Regions from separate parts of the Homo sapiens genome. Here region 1 is linked to region 2. Evidence: chromatin loops called from intact Hi-C (ENCODE). Cell type or tissue: PC-9. All regions are shown on one strand.

What was found. Hi-C counts contacts between places; a loop is a spot of excess contacts. Peaks named below come from ENCODE experiments on the same cell type or tissue, not always from the same donor. Only the 100,000 strongest peaks of a DNase experiment are listed, where the experiment ranks them.
Region 1: it touches region 2 in a loop (2.3-fold over the local background); 2 of 110 quality-filtered maps call a loop at or near these places.

What each region holds. Positions count from the first base shown.
Region 1 is chr2:223,544,573-223,552,572 of GRCh38, forward strand. No RefSeq gene overlaps it. Among named protein-coding and RNA genes, the nearest start is that of SCG2, 54 kb to the right of the region's middle. RefSeq lists an enhancer at 4,068-5,267. In PC-9, no CTCF peak of the experiment used is centred here; DNase peaks (open chromatin) are centred at 979 and 4,859; H3K4me3 peaks cover 837 bases; H3K27ac peaks cover 3,050 bases.
Region 2 is chr2:223,857,287-223,865,286 of GRCh38, forward strand. No RefSeq gene overlaps it. Among named protein-coding and RNA genes, the nearest start is that of AP1S3, 24 kb to the left of the region's middle. In PC-9, CTCF peaks have their summits at 2,909, 3,110, 4,375 and 4,599; DNase peaks (open chromatin) are centred at 2,955, 3,935 and 4,285; H3K27ac peaks cover 2,186 bases.

The sequences.
Region 1 (8,000 bases), 310 kb before region 2:
CCTCCGCCTCCTGGGTTCAAGCAGTCCCCCTGCCTCAGCCCCCCAAGTAGCTGGGACTACAGGTGCGCATCACCACACCTGGCTAATTTTTTTGTATTTTTAGTAGAGATGAGGTTTCGCCATGTTGGCCAGGATGGTCTTGATCTCCTGGCCTTGTGATCCACCTGCCTCGGCCTCCCAAAGTGCTGGGATTACAGGTGTGAGCCACCGTACCTGGCCAATGACTATTTTTGGAGCTAGCAAGTGCATTTTTATGTTAATGGAATGAAGATTAAACCTGGAATTCAAGGCACACATTTGAAACTAATAATTTTCACAGCTTTAGATAAATTCTGTCATTATTTTTTAACTCCTTTCCTTGTCTATGAACATGGATTATCATCATTCACAGAGTCATTTCAGTGTAACATAAGCTAACTATGGGAGAGCCTTATAAAATGTAAATTATTAAACTCTATTATAAATTACGATTATATTACATTATTATTACATTTTGTTACAAATCTATTACAAATGAGAGGTCACTGTTGTGTTATGATGCATGTTGAATGTGGTTGACACAAAACTGAAGTCACAGGCACCCTCTGCCATGCATTTGTACCCTTTGTCCTTTTAAAGATTCTAGGGTTGCTGTGTGTAATACAGTAGCCACTAGCCACATCATTTAAATTTAAATTAATTAAAATTAAATAGAGTTAGAGATTCAGGTCCTCAGTTGCACTAGCTGCATTTCAGGTGCTCTGTAGCCTCATGGGGCTAGTGACTACCTCACTGGACAATGCAGACTATAAAACATTTCTTTCATTACAGAAAGTTGTAGATGGTGCTGATCAAAAGGGCAGATACTATGCCCTTGCCCTTCTCAACAAACAACCTGGAAAAAAAATCCTAGAACCCTTTTACAACTCAATATTAAAAATTTGTTGTGACCACTATTATCTGTTTTGATCTTGAGACTCTTAGTCAGCCCTATAAGCCCAAATACCCAGGCATCCACTGCCTCGTAAAAGTAAGGTACATACATCTACCCATGAGTAATGAAATCATTCTACACATTTCTGGCCTGATCCTATATTGATCTACCCTTTTCTGGGTCCTTACTCACGACTGTTTCTGTTTATTATCTTGTTCTTGCTCCTTTTAGCATGACCTTTGCACCTAACATCTCTGACTTCAATTCTGGATTCCTTCTCTGCTTTTCTGGGGTATCCATCCCAAAAGAGTACAGTAAATAGTTTCTCCAAACCAATTCAAGTCTATGGGGCTGACCCATCCTCATCATGCTGACCAAACTAACCTCCAATAGAATGAAAGAACTGCACCATAAGGGCAGCAGCAGCTGTTCAGGTTAGGTCAGTGTTGTGAACCTTTGACAGGGGTCATGAATTTCAATGCCTTCAGGAGCCACGCAAGCCACGTAAATGAATGAAGCAGGCTGAGAGGAACAGGAGGCAGTGGAAGAGATAAGGCAGATGGAGAGCATATGCTCTACCACAGAAAGCAATTCAAATATCAATAAATAAACACTCTGTGGCAATTGCAGGCACAGAAATTAGAAAAGAAGACATTACACTATCTATGTTTGCAGATGATGAAATAGTGCCCTGGAAAAAAAGGCCAAGAGTATCAATGCTAAAATTAGTAAAAACAGAAAAAAAATTAGTAAGCTAGAAAGATAGAATACCAGCATACAAAAATTAGTAATCTTATATATACAAACTTTAATCAGCTAGAACATAACCCTATTTATAACCACACATGCAAAAAAAGAAAAGATGAAAAATTTGAAACAGTCAAATGAAGAAGGCTTTCAAATATTTCCCCCAAAAGACAAAATTAGATTGGGATAAATGCAAAAACATCCTTATTCTTGAACAAAACAATTCAACATCATAAACTTGTCAGGACTTCCCATTATATAAATTTAATGAGACCCCAATTTTAAAAACTAAGGCGTTTGCTTTTCTGGAACTAAATAAGTTGATTGTAAAGATTACATGCATTTTAACCATTCGAGAAAATCTAGGAAAACCCTAAAAAGGAGAAATGAGTAGAGACGAATTCTGCCAGATTAAAACTCAGTATGCAGGCTGCATAATTAAAACAGAGTGGTCCTGGGGCCCAATTAAATGAAATAGAAAGTACACAAATAGAAAGAAAAAGATTGATACATTCAACTACAGCAGTGTAAAATAAAACTTTTTGCATGGAGAAAAATGCTGTCAGAAAAGTAGGAAGGTAAATTATAAACTGGGAGAAAATATTTGCTTAGACAAATTTGGTTAGACAAAGTACTAACCTTGTTAATTTGTAAATAAGTCCCTAAAAATAAGAAAAAAGAAGCACCAAAAACCTAATACAAAAATGGACAAAAGGGGAAGCTCTGTATTGTTGTCCACAGCTGCAGCATTTACATTTCCATCAACTGTGCACAAGGGTTCCAATTTCTCAAAAAAATTAAAAAAAGAATGACCATCCAGTAATTCCACTGCCAGTTATATGTCTGAAGGAAATAAAATTTTTATCTCAGAGAGATAACTGCACTCCCAAGTTCATGGCAGCATTATTCACAATAGCCAGTACATGGAAACAACCCAAATGTCTATGAATGAATGAATGAATGAATGAAAGAATGAATACAGAAAATGTGGTATAGACATACAATGAAATTAATCAGACTTAAACAATAAGGAAATTCTTCCATTTGAGACAACATGGATGAATCTAGATGATATTATGCTAACTAAAACAAGACCAGTCAAAGAAGGACAAATACTGCATATTTCCTATTATATGAAGCATCTAAAATAGTCACACTCATAGAAGCAGAGAGTAGAATGCTGCTTGCCAGGAGCTGGGGAGAAGGGGAGATGAGGAGATGCTGTTCAATGGCTCTAGTCTCTGTTATGCTAGATGAATAAGTTCTAGAGATCTCCTGTACAGTACAATGCTGTAGTTGACAATATTGTTTGTGCACATCAAAATTTGTTAGGAGAATGGATCTCATGTTATGTGTTCTTACAAAAACAAAACAAAACAAAAGGACATAGGGAAACTTTGGGAGATAGATGTTGGATGTGTCTATTACCTTGATTGTAGTTGACGGTATCAGGGATGTTTACATACATCTAAACTCATCAATTTTTTTTTTTTGAGACAGAGCCTTGCTCTGTGGCCCAGGCTGGAGTGCAGTGGGGTGATCTTGGCTCACTGCAACCTCTGCCTCCAGGGTTCAAGTGATTCTCTTGCCTCAGCCTCCTGAGTAGCTGGACTACAGGCATGCACCACCACATCCAGCTAATCTTTAGCCCGTCTCTCTTTTAATAGAGACAGGGTTTCACCATGTTGTCTGCGCTGGTCTCAAACTCTTGACCTCAAGTGATCCACCTGCCTTGGCCTCCCAAACTGCTGGCATTACAGCCATGGGCTACCATGCCCAGCCTAAACTCGTCAATTTTTATGTACACATTAAGTATGTGCATTTTTATGTACCAATTATACCTCAATAAAGCTGTTTTAAAAATTAAAAATAAACAAGTAAAAATTAATTACATTGCACCTAAAAAATGAAAAAAGACTTGAACACATAGTTCAGAAAAAAAGACACATACGAATTGACATGTAAGCAAGAAAAGAGGCTCAATTTTTCTCATAATAAAACAAATGCAAAGTACAACACCGAAATACCATGTCTCACTTACAGATTGACGAAAACCAAATGCTTGAGAAAACATGCTGCTGGCAAGGTCGTGAGGTAGCAGACACTATGGTCATTCCTGGTGAATGTACAAAATCGTACAAATCTAAGCTGGACAATTGCAAATATCTTACAAAATTATATGCATTTTTATCCTATGACCTAGCAATCCCATTTCTAGAAACCTACCTGAAACTATTTCCCACAAAAGGAAACAACATAGGCACAAAGTTATTCACGTAGGCATCATTGATAGCTGTAAAAGATTGAAAACCATCCAAATATTCAACAACTAGAGACCTATTGAATAAACTATGGTTCATCCTCACAATGGGGTACTTTGCAGCTATAAAAAAGAATGAGAAAGAGCTTCATGAATGGGTATGGAATGAATTTCAAAATTCCGTATATATTGCAAAGTTATAAGCATAAGATGCAAAACAGTGCACATGGCATAATATGATACTTTTGTGTATATATATTTTAAAAACTGATAAAACAAATGAAAATTGTTACTTACAGGGCTGAGTAGCAACAGGGTCAGGGGAATAGGGATAGAAATGAGAATTCTATGAGTACACCTTTTGAATCACATATTCAAAAAGTAAAATTAAATCAAAAGGACAAAAAAATTCATGTCAGACAAACGCAAAATATCAGCAGGTTGAATTTACCCACCTTTTCTGCAACCATTGACCTATGCAATTACATACAGTCTTAAGGACTTCCTTGGCTTTCTAAGGTGCATTCTGAGGCTGTGAATAGAAAATATGGCTTGGGGAAGGAGAATTAAGATTTAAAATTAGGTTAGGCTGATTGCATTCACCTTCATAAAGACTAATAGCCAGTTACATTATAATTAGCTGCTCAATTCCATTACCTTCACAATGCATAGAGAAATATTACTCACAAGTTTTTCATTCTGTCTTTTCATCTTTCTCCCAAAGTGATTTTGATCACATACCAAGTTCAAAAACTTATTATTCGGTTTCTAAGATTTCAGGAAACAAGGCCAACTTTATCCTCATTTCCATCATCTGACTCACACACCAAGCCCCTGAGGCAGCAACGCCGAACATATTGGTATCAGCAATTACAGGCTGACTCATCCAAGAACGTGCACAATTAACCTATTGAACATCTCTCCACCGGGCTTTTCATCCTCAGTAGGACCATCTGCACCACATTCACCCAGGGCAGGAGCCCAGCCAACCCAGTGTGCATTCCCACGCATTTCCGCTTTGATGCCAAGCCAGAAGCAATTCATAACCCCACAGTGCAGTGCCGCATCAGCAATGGATCTCAAGCTCAGAACATTCACTCTAAGCTGAACAGACCATTTCTGGGTTCTCTGCTCCTACCATGCTAACCCTGAAAGCACCCCAAAACTTAAGAAAGGGATTTCCTACTGTTGCAATGCTTCATCTAACAGTTAACAAAATATTAATACTATAGGGCTTAAGACTCCAAATTCCAAGTTTTATTTGGATATAGGTTTCACCACCTGGTTCAGTGAAGGGCCATAGGAAAAATCACTTACTCTCACTAAATTTCAGTGTCCTCATTTGTTAGACACCCAGGTAAAAATTTTTTTGGTAAAAATTTAAATGAGGTACTTGATAGGTACTAGAGTTGCAAATAAGTATTCTGGCCCCCTAGTCAATGTACTGAGAAAAATTAGTTCTTATTTCTAACTGATGACATCTTCTCCCTAAGAATTCCCACCCAACCCACCAAGAGTAGAAAAAAGAAACAACACAAACAACAAAACCCTGAACTCTGCCGTTTAAGAGCTCTCAATTCCTTCCAGTTAAGAGTATCCTTGGGGTAACACAGCGTATTTCATGTACACATTCACCTCGTCAAATCTTCCACCCTACTTCTCTTCTGCAAGGAGGATTACTAGGATGACTTAACGGTAGCAGGGAAAAGGGATACAACTCCAGGTGCCAACTCTGGTATTCACTGATCTCTACTGCAGAGTGGCTGGCTGGTCTGGTTCTGCCCTGGCCTGGGTTCTGTGAAGGTCCAAGTGACAGGGTTGTACCTGGTTGGGAGTGGTCATTCTATGCTGCCCACTGCTCAAGCCAGCAGCTGACACAATGATGATCTATTTATTTGGCTCGATCAAGACTTGCCTTGCCCACTGGGTCCCAATTCAGTGTGCAGGTGTGCCAGGACTCCTGTCTTTCCCTGTCCCTGGCAATTCTACCCCCAGAGAATTCTTAGCTACTCTCCTTTCTGCCACCAGAAAAGGCTTTTAGGAACTGCTGGGTCCCTTGATATCCCACTGGAGATAAGTGCAGCTCAACAGAGCTAGCACGTGTGGCCACCTCTCTACTCCCTTTTTATGCTATCACTCCCCTGAACACTGGAGCCAATAGCATTAGCAGTTGTCTCTCAGGGTTTCAAAGAGGGAATGGGATCAGAACCATTGTTTCCAATATATCTCGTTCTGCAATAACACTCTCCTTACTCTGGCCCTCCCTGGAACTTTGGTTCAAAAAGAGGTATCAAAACATTTGTTGTAATCATATGAAAAAAGCTCAGCATCACTGATCTTTAAAGAAATGCAAATCAAAACAACAATGAGATACCATTTCACACCAGCCAGAATGACTATTATTAAAAAGTCAAAAAATAACAGATGCTGGTGAGATGGTGGAGAAAAAAAAAGAATGCTTATACACTGTCGGTGGGAGTGTAAATTAGTTCATCCATTGTGGAAGACAGTGTGGCAATTCCTCAAAGACCTAAACACAGGAATACCATTCGACCCAGCAATCCCATTACTGGGTATATACCCAGAGGAATATAAATTATTATATTATAAAGATACATGCCCGTGTATGTTCATTGCAGCACTACTATTCACAATAACAAAGACATGGAATCAACCTCAATTCCCATCAATAACAGACTGGATAAATAAAATGTGGTTCGTATACACCACAGAATACTATGCAGCCATAAAAAGGAATGAGATCATGTCCTTTGCAGGGTCATGGATGGAGCTGGAGGCCATTATCCCTAGCAAACTAACAAAGAAACAGAAAACCAAATACCAACATGTTCTCACTTATAAGTGGGAGCTGAATGATAAGAACACATGGACACATGGTAGGGAACAAGACACAGACACACTGCGGCCGTTTGGAAGGTGGAGGATGGGAGGAGGGAGAGGATCAGGAAAAAATAACTAATGTGTACTAGGCTTAATACCTGGGTGATGAAATAATCTGTACAACAAACCCCCGTAACACAAGTTTATCTAGGCAGCAAACTTGCATTAGACCCCAAACTTAAAATTAAAGTTTTTTAAAAATAAAAAAAGATGTCCACACAAAACAAACAAATAAAAAAAAAACACAAACGTTTGTTGTTTTCCAACAATGCTGTCTTCACACAGGCTCTTTTCTTTGTCTGGAAGGGACGTTGCAATGTTATATCCTTCTTCTGGTAGTGGCATCCAACAGGCCCACTTCTCTGAGGCCATAAAAGTGCATGGGGAACAAGAAAGGAACCAGTTTACTGATAAGGGAAGTTCCAAAGTAGAGTTTCTTTGTTATTTATGTACAGCATTTAGCATTGTGTCTGGCACAGAACATGCGCTCAATAATGGCAGCTAGTACTAATAATAATATTCTGTATTTGTTCGAGGAAGGCTCTCCTTCTCCACACTTTTTCAAACTAAGTCAAATTATGAAAAGTCTAAGTCTGGATGCAGTTGCTCATGCCTGTAAGCCCAGAACTTTGGGAGGTCGAGGCAAGTGGATCACCTGAGGTCAGGAGTTCAAGTCCAATATGGTGAAACCCCTGTCTCTACTAAAAATGCAAAAATTAGCCAGGTGTGGTGGTGTGCATCTGTATTCTCAGCTACTTGGGAGGCTGAGACAGGAGAATTGCTTGAACCTGGGAGGCAGAGGTTGAAGTGAGCCAAGATCGCACCACTGCACTCCAGCCTGGGCAACAGAGAGAGACTCCATCTCAAAAAAAAAAAAAATCTATATGTTCATGTGTCAGTTGAATTTGCCTTTATTGATACTAAAGGCAACCAGAAGGTCCATGTTTGTCTTGTGAGTGTTGTAAATGATTATTGATTCAAATGTACATACAGGCTTTATCTCTATTTTCACATTGCCAATAGCCCTATTACCCTGGTTTTATGATGCCAATGAAGGAGAATTGTATGAAAGTCTCCCTGTGGAAAGATATTTCTAATACTTACTAATTTGTGCATTCATCTGTGCAGCATATATGTCTGGGAATACACGAATAAAATACAGTTTCCGTACCTTCTGGA
Region 2 (8,000 bases):
GAGTCTCACTCTGTTGCCAGGCTGGAGTGCAGTGGCGTGGTCTCGGCTCACTGCAATCTCCACCTCCTGGGTTCAAGCGATTCCCCTGCCTCAGCCTCCTGAGTAGCTGGGACTACAGGCGTGCACCACCATGCCCGGCTAATTTTTTGTATTTTAGTTGAGATGGGATTTCACCATGTTGGCCAGGATGGTCTCGATCTCCTGACCTTGTGATCCACTTGCCTCGGCCTCCCAAAGTGCTGGGATTACAGGTGTGAGCTACCACACCCAGCCATGAGACCCTGTCTCAAAACAAAAATTTTGTTTTCATCTTGTTGTATTCCTGAACTTTCAATCTCCTCTCTCCTCCTTCAGGGTGCATAGCCCATCTATTATAAATAAATAAATAAAAGTTAACTGTTCTTGTTGATACCAAAATTTGTGAACCACTGTCCTAGGCAAACACAAAGAACTTACTTGGACCACATCTGCCCCAAGACCAGTAGAGGCGTTAGAGTTCCGACTCTCTCTCTCTGCCCATGAGAAACACATTCCACAGGCTTCAGAGTGAATTATTTTTCTGTTCTCTTCAGCCCCAAACTCCCAATGACTTGCTTCATACCCAGTTCCCCCATCACAAGTGAAGCCTTGAAGGCTGTCTAGGTAGAGAATACCAGATTTAAAGCAGATAACATAACTCACTTTTTAACATAACATTTAATAAATGACTGGGGAATTGCATTAATTGTCTATTAATTTATTAATAATTATTAAATGATTAGAGGCTCCTCGTGCCACTTTCCTTATTCACAAGCACCTCATTCACCCACCATTAGTTATTTCCTTATTAAGCTCGATTCAGCCATTCTACATTAAGTACCTACTATGTGCTAGGTGCTGTGCTAGGTACACATTGTTAAAGCAAACTAAAGACGGCCTGAGAAGGACTCCATACTTCTATATTTGAATCCTTGTAGATAAACTGTAACCTGGCTTAATAGGCAGGCAAGATTGAAAACCTCACTTGGGAGCATGCACCTGTAACAACACCTGAGTCAATCCCAGTGGCCATTCTTCAACCACGCATAGACTGCTGAGTATTCGAGCTGTGTTCAAATAAGGCAAATGCCAACCTGTAACCAATCCAGCTGTTTCTGTACCTCACTGCTGATTTCTGTTCATTGCTTCCCTTTTTTGTCTATAAATTTGTTCTGACCATGAGGCATCCCTGGAGTCTCTGTGAATCCGCTGTGATTCTGGGGTCTGCCCGATTCGCAAATCGTTCATTGCTCAATTAAGCTTCTTTAAATTTAATTCAGCTGAAGTTTTCCCTTTAACAGTATGCACCAGTGAATGAAACAGATGGTACTCCTGCCCTAGCTGAGTTTATACAAAACTTAACCGGGCGTGGTGGCATGCACCTGTAATCCCAACTATTCAGGAGGCTGAGGCAGGAGAATTGCTTGAACCCAGGAGGTGAAGTTTGCGGGGAGGCGGAGGTTGCAGTGAGCCGAGATCGCACCATTGCACTCTAGGCTGGGCGACAAGAGCAAGACTCCGTCTCAAAAAATAAAATGAAATAAAATAAAATAAAAATAATAAAAGTTCTCTGATGGATAAAACCAGGGGCCAGTGATAGAGAATAATGGGGAAATCTACTGAGATGGGGGAATTCTGGGAGAGACTCTCTGAGGAAGAAACCTTTAACCTGAAGCCTGAAAGGAGACCAGCCAGGTGAAGGGTGTGGGAGAGACAGAGAGTGCCTGAGACTGAATGGAGGCAGGAGCAGGTGAGAGGAGATCCAGGGGAGGCAGGCCTGCTGGGCTGATACAGAGATGGAATTTTATTAGAAAACAACCTCTTTCTTTTAGCTTATTGTGCAGAATGGCACCCAAACCTCATTAGTCCTCATCAATAAAGAACTCGTGAACAGGACCCTGTTCCTTCCTCTCTCTCTCTCCCTCTTTTGAGACAGGTTCTCACTCTGTCACCTAGACTGGAGTGCAGTGGTGCAATTATATAGCTCACCGCAGCCTCAACTTCCTGCACTGAAAGGGTCCTCCTAACTCAGCCCCCCAAGTAGCTGAAACCACAGGCGTACACCACCATGCCCAGCTAAGTTTTCTATTTTTTGTAAAGACAGAGCCTCACCATGTTGTCCAGGCTGGTCTCAAATTCCTGGGCTCAAGTGATCTTCCTGCCTCAGCCTCTCCAAGTGCGGGGATTACAGGCATAAGCCACCACGCCCAGTCTCATTCTTTTCTCTTTGAATCCTTTCTCAAATGATGTCCCCCCTCCCAGGCCATGGCAGTGGGGTGCTTGCTTACCCGAGCCTCCCTGTGCAACACAGGAAATCATTTTCCTTGGGAGGTGGCTGGGAATGTCTTACATTTTCCATTTCTCCCATTTAGTCTTCATTGAACATTTGACTAGATGGTTCTCTGGCATAAAATCTACACTTTCAGGCAAAATGAGAGTCTGAATGCTCAGAGTTGGATATCTGGTCAAAATGAATCTCCCAGAGCACCACATAAATGTTTTCTTTTTTTCCTGAGACGGAGTTTCACTCTTGTTGCTCAGGCTGGAGTACAATGGCGCGATCTCGGCTCACCGCAACCTCCCCTTCCCGGGTTCAAGCAATCTCCTGCCTCAGCCTCCCAAATAGCTGGGATTACAGGCAAGCACCACCACGTCCGGCTAATTTTGTATATTTAGTAGAGACGGGGTTTCACCATGTTGGTCAGGCTGGTCTCAAACTCCCAACCTCATGTGACTCGCCCGCCTCAGCCTCCCAAAGTGCTGGGATTACAGGTGTGAGCCACCACGCCCGGCCCACATAAACATTTTCTATTTTTGTTCTGGACCTTAAGTACTAAGTTAATAGTCTTACGAGAGGCAGATGCAGATGACTTCCAAGGAAAACCAAGGCCATTTTAGGCCAAGGCATGGCAGTGGAGACCTCCTGTGTTCATTTTGAGTAATAGCTACCAGTAAGAGCCTTTCCCCACCCTCTGACCTAGAGAAAATAGAAGGCATTATGTGGGAAAATGTTCTTTATGAACCAGGGTTATGAATGAAGTTCTTAGAAACTTCATTAATTCATTCTGTAAGTATATTTTGTTGATGCCTTTCCAAACATTTCTATTTTTTTTTTTTTTTTTTGAGACAGAGTCTCACTCCGCCCCGCCTCTACTAAAAATACAAAATACCTGTAGTCCCAGCTACTCGGGAGGCTGAGGCAGGAAAATCGCTTGAACCTGGGAGGCGGAGGTTGAAGCGAGCCAAGATCACACCACTGCACTCCAGCCTGGGCGACAGAGTGAGACTCCATCTCAAAAAAAGAAAAAAAAAAAGATCCCCCTGAGGAATGTTCCTGGGTTCCAGATACTCTTCCTTTCTGGACCTTGATTCTCAGGCCCGCAGCTCCATTGGAGGGTGTCCCCCATGCTGAGCCATCCTGGCCACCCTTGGAGAGTGGGGCCTCATCCACACCTCCAACCCTGCTCATTCAGTCTTTATAGTTCCTTCTTCCAGGAAACTAGGGGGTAACAAGTATTCTAAGGGCTGGGTCAGATAACTGACTGGCACCACCCAGTACTAGCCTTTTGTAAAAACACCTTACATTCTTTTCTTTTCTTTTTTGAGACAGGGTCTCACTTCATTGCCCAGGCTGGAGTGCAGTGGCTTGATCTTGCTCACTGCAGCCTCAGTCTCCCAGGCTCAAGTGATCCTCCTGCCTCAGCCTCCTGAGAAGGTGGAACTATAGGCATGCACCATTACACCAGGCTAATTTTTGTATTTTTTGTAGAGATGACATCTCGTTATGTTGCACACGCTGGTCTCAAACTCCTGGACTCAAGCAATCCTACCACCTCAGCCTCCCAAAATGTTGGGAGTACTGGTGTGAGCCACTGTGCCCAGCCTCACCCTACATTCTTTTTAGGCCACAAACCAGGAACTCAGGATGCAACAACCAGTCTACATATGGCAACTTGCCACTGCGGGGTGAGCTTTGCCTTCCCGGTCACTTCCCACAAAGGCTCCTTCTCCTCCATCTCCTTCCACAGGGCAGCTTCAAGCTCCAGTTCATCCCCATTATCTCCAGTTGAAAGAAGGAAGCAGAAAGAAACCCATATTTATTATCCACCGTGGATACTAGACTAGCTACTTTACATGTCTTAATCTTTACATACATTATATTATTGCACACTGGTTTTGATTTTACAGAAAATAAAACCAGTGAATGTCCACAATGTTTGCATAACTTGCAAGTGTTAACATGACTAGTGAGTAGCAACACTGGAATTCAAACCAAGATAAGTCTGAGGCCAAAGTCCAAGCTCTTTCTACCCTAGGCTGTCATGAACATGTTCCTTAGCCCCTCCTTTTGGCCACCTCTGGGAGCTCAGAATTGCTGGGCAGGCAATAAAAGGATGTGTTTGGGAAAGGGAAAAAGTAGAATTTGAGGACCATTTTTTCACCTATAAAATGGGAATAAAAATAAATTCCTATTTCAAGGAGTTCTTAAAAGGATTAAATAAAATAATCCAGGTAAAGAATTTAGTACTTTGATTGGAAAAGAAAAACAATGTATATTGGGAATTCTTCTCCCCCTCTATCACCTTTACCTTCTCTGCCCTCTCTGGACTCAGGTGCTCACACAATAAAAGCAGTAACACTAGGCCATTTGGAAAAGGAGAGAGCAGCCTGCTTGTAAAGAAAGGTGACCAACTTTGTATCCAGACAGGCTTGGCCTCAAAGGAACACAACCTAAAATCATAGGCTGACAGCAAATATATATATATATATTTTTGAGACAGAGTTTCGCTCTTGTCACCCAGCTGGAGTGCAATGGCACGATCTTGGCTCACTGCAACCTCCACCTCCCAAGTTCAGGAGATTCTCCTGCCTCAGCCTCCCAAGTAGCTGAGATTACAGGTGACTGCTACTATGCCTGGCTAATTATTGTATTTTTAGTAGAGACAGGGTTTCACCATGTTGGTCAGGCTGGTCTCAAACTCCCGACCTCATGTGATTCGCCTGCCTCAGCCTCCCAAAGTGCTAGGATTACAGGCATAAGCCACCGTACCTGGCCTTTTTATTTATTTTATTTTATTTATTGTATTTTATTTTTTGAGAGAGATTCTGTCACACTCTGTTGTCCAGGCTAGAGTGCAGTGGCACAATCTTGGCTCACTGCAGCCTCTGCCTCCCGGATTCAAGCGATTCTTGTGCCTCGGCCTCCCATGTAGCTGGGATCACAGGCATGTGCCACCATACCTGGCTAGTCATTTATTTTTTAATATGCAATGGAAAATATTTCTGACACACACAGACTGTATTAGTCCATTGTCTTTCTCTTTCTTTTCTTTTTCTTTTTTTGAGACGGAGTTTCACTCTTGTTGCCCAGGCTGGAGTGCAATGGCACAATCTTGGCTCACTGCAACCTCTGCCTCCCAGGTTCAAGAGATTCTCCTGCCTCAGCCTCCCAAGTAGCTGGGATTACAGGCACACGTCACCATGCCTGGCTAATTTAGTATTTTTAGTAGAGACAGGGGTTTCTCCATGTTGGTCAGGCTGGTCTGGAACTCCTGACCTCAGGTGATCCACCTGCCTTGGCCTTCCAAAGTGCTGGGATTACAGGCGTGAGCCACAGCGCCTGGCCAGTATTAGTCCATTTTCATACTGTTATAAAGAACTACTTGTAGCTGGATATTTCCACAAGGTGGCAGGAAGGAGAAATGCCAAGCGGAGGAGGAAGAGCCCCTTATAAAGCCATCCGATCTCGTGAGAACTCACTCACTATCACAAAAACAGCATGGGGAAACCACGCTCATGATCCAATTACCTCCACCTGGTCTCTTCCGAGACATGTGGGAATTACAGGGATTACAATTCAGATGAGATTTGGGTGGGGACAAAAAGCTTAACCATATCACAGACTAAAAACATAATCATCTCCCAGGCATTCTTCCTTAAGAAATTTACGGAGGCCGGGCTCACTGCAACCTCCACCTCCCGGGTTTAAGAGATTCTCCTGCCTCAGCTTCCCAAGTAACTGGGACTAGAGGTGCGTGCCACCACGCCTGGCTAATTTTTTTATGTTTTGTAGAGACAGAGTTTCACCATATTAGCCAGGATGGTCTCGATCTCCTGACCTCATGATCTGCCCACCTCAGCCTCCCAAAGTGCTGGGATTACAGGCATGAGCCACTGCGCCCGGCCGAATCATGTTTTTTTGTTGTTCATTAAATTAACTCTAATAAGGGCCCTGATGGGGGAAAAAAAAAAAAAAGTTAAGTAGCTTCAAGACTTACTCAAAGCACACACACTTCCTTTTATGTTCTTTTCAGTATTTGGCTTCTAGACACTAGTGTAAACACGGGAATAAATTCTGTAATGGTGTTTTATTCTCTGAGATGTAACTGCTTCCCTGGATCCTGCTGTGACTTGGTTTTGAGACTTAGGCAATCGGTGTAAATAAATCCAGCACTATGTACTTAATTAGAAGCTTCCACTGGATTCATTAAGATGCAGACACATAGTTTAAATAGAGAGATTAAACAGCAATTGAAATGATTATTAGAGCACAGAAACAACTTCATAAACTAGGGACAATTTTTCTAAATGTGCAATTGCATTTTCAACACAATTAGGTGCTTAATTGTGTACTATCCTTAGTTAATACATTTTAACATATAAAACACTAGATTAAAAAAATTTTTTTAGTTTTTTTAAAAAAGACATTCAATTTTTTTAAAAAAACTACCTTTGTCTACTGGCTTTGAAGATTTGAAATCTAAAAAAATATATAAAAGTTTCTTCTTACTCTTCATCCATTACGTTACCACAGTTTTAAATGGTTTGTTCACACAAGTATAATCTGTCTTTGTAAAACAATGTTTAAAATTTTTCTAAAAAATTTGTAAGGAGCCATGTGAATGATATATACCTCACATGCTCAGATACCAGGCACACATTTTACATCATTGTATAATTAGGACTTAGTATTTTCATCATAATTAAATAAGAAGGCCCAAGCACAGTGTCACATGCCTGTAATCCCAGCACTTTGGGAGGCCGAGACAGGTGGATCGCTTGAGCTCAGAAGTTCAAGACCAGCTTGGGCAACATGGCAAAAGCCCGTCTCTACAAAAAATACAAAGAATTAGTTGGATGTGGTGGCACTTGCCTATAGTCCTAGCTACTCAGGAGGCTAAGGCAGGAGGATCACTTGAGCCCAGGAGGTGGAGGTTGCAGTGAGCCAAGATCATGCCACTTAACTCCAGCCTGGGCTATAGAGCGAGACCCTGCCTCAAAAAAAAAAAAAAAAAAAGATGTTAAATAACCCTACCTTAAAATGTACATTTCTTTCTTTCTTTCTTTCTTTTTTTTTGAGACAGAATCTTACTCTGTCACCAGGCTGGAGTGCAGTGGCATGATCTTTGCTCACTGCAACCTCCATCTTTTCTTTCACCATGATGACCAGGCTGGTCTCGAACTCCTGACCTCAGGCGATCCACCTGCCTTAGCCTCCCAAAGTGCTGGGATTACAGGTGTGAGCCACTGCACCCGGCCACGATGAATAACTCTTAAATATTGAACTTGAATTAGGAAACAACTTCTTGTTTATCCCCCTCCTCCTCCTCCACTTCTTCCTTCCTCTTCCTCCACCTCTTCTTCCTGGAGGTGTGCATTAGGAAATCTGAAACTATTTTCTGTATATTCTAGGATTCAACAAATAAACAGATTTATTATGAATAATGGGAGATAGGTTTCTCACAGTTGTGGAAGGGAGTTATAAATCTAGAAAGGGGAGGATGATATATGAGCCCTGTAGTGTTGGATTGGAATTGAAGTTATCATGAAGAATGCAGAATAGAGGTACAGAAATACACATCTGTGTGTGCAGGTATGTAGGTATACGTGTGTGTAAGTCTATCTGTGTGTGTAGAGATATACACCTATTAATAGTTCCTAAGCTCTCTCCATTGAGAAGGCCTAGAAGTAGGCACACCACA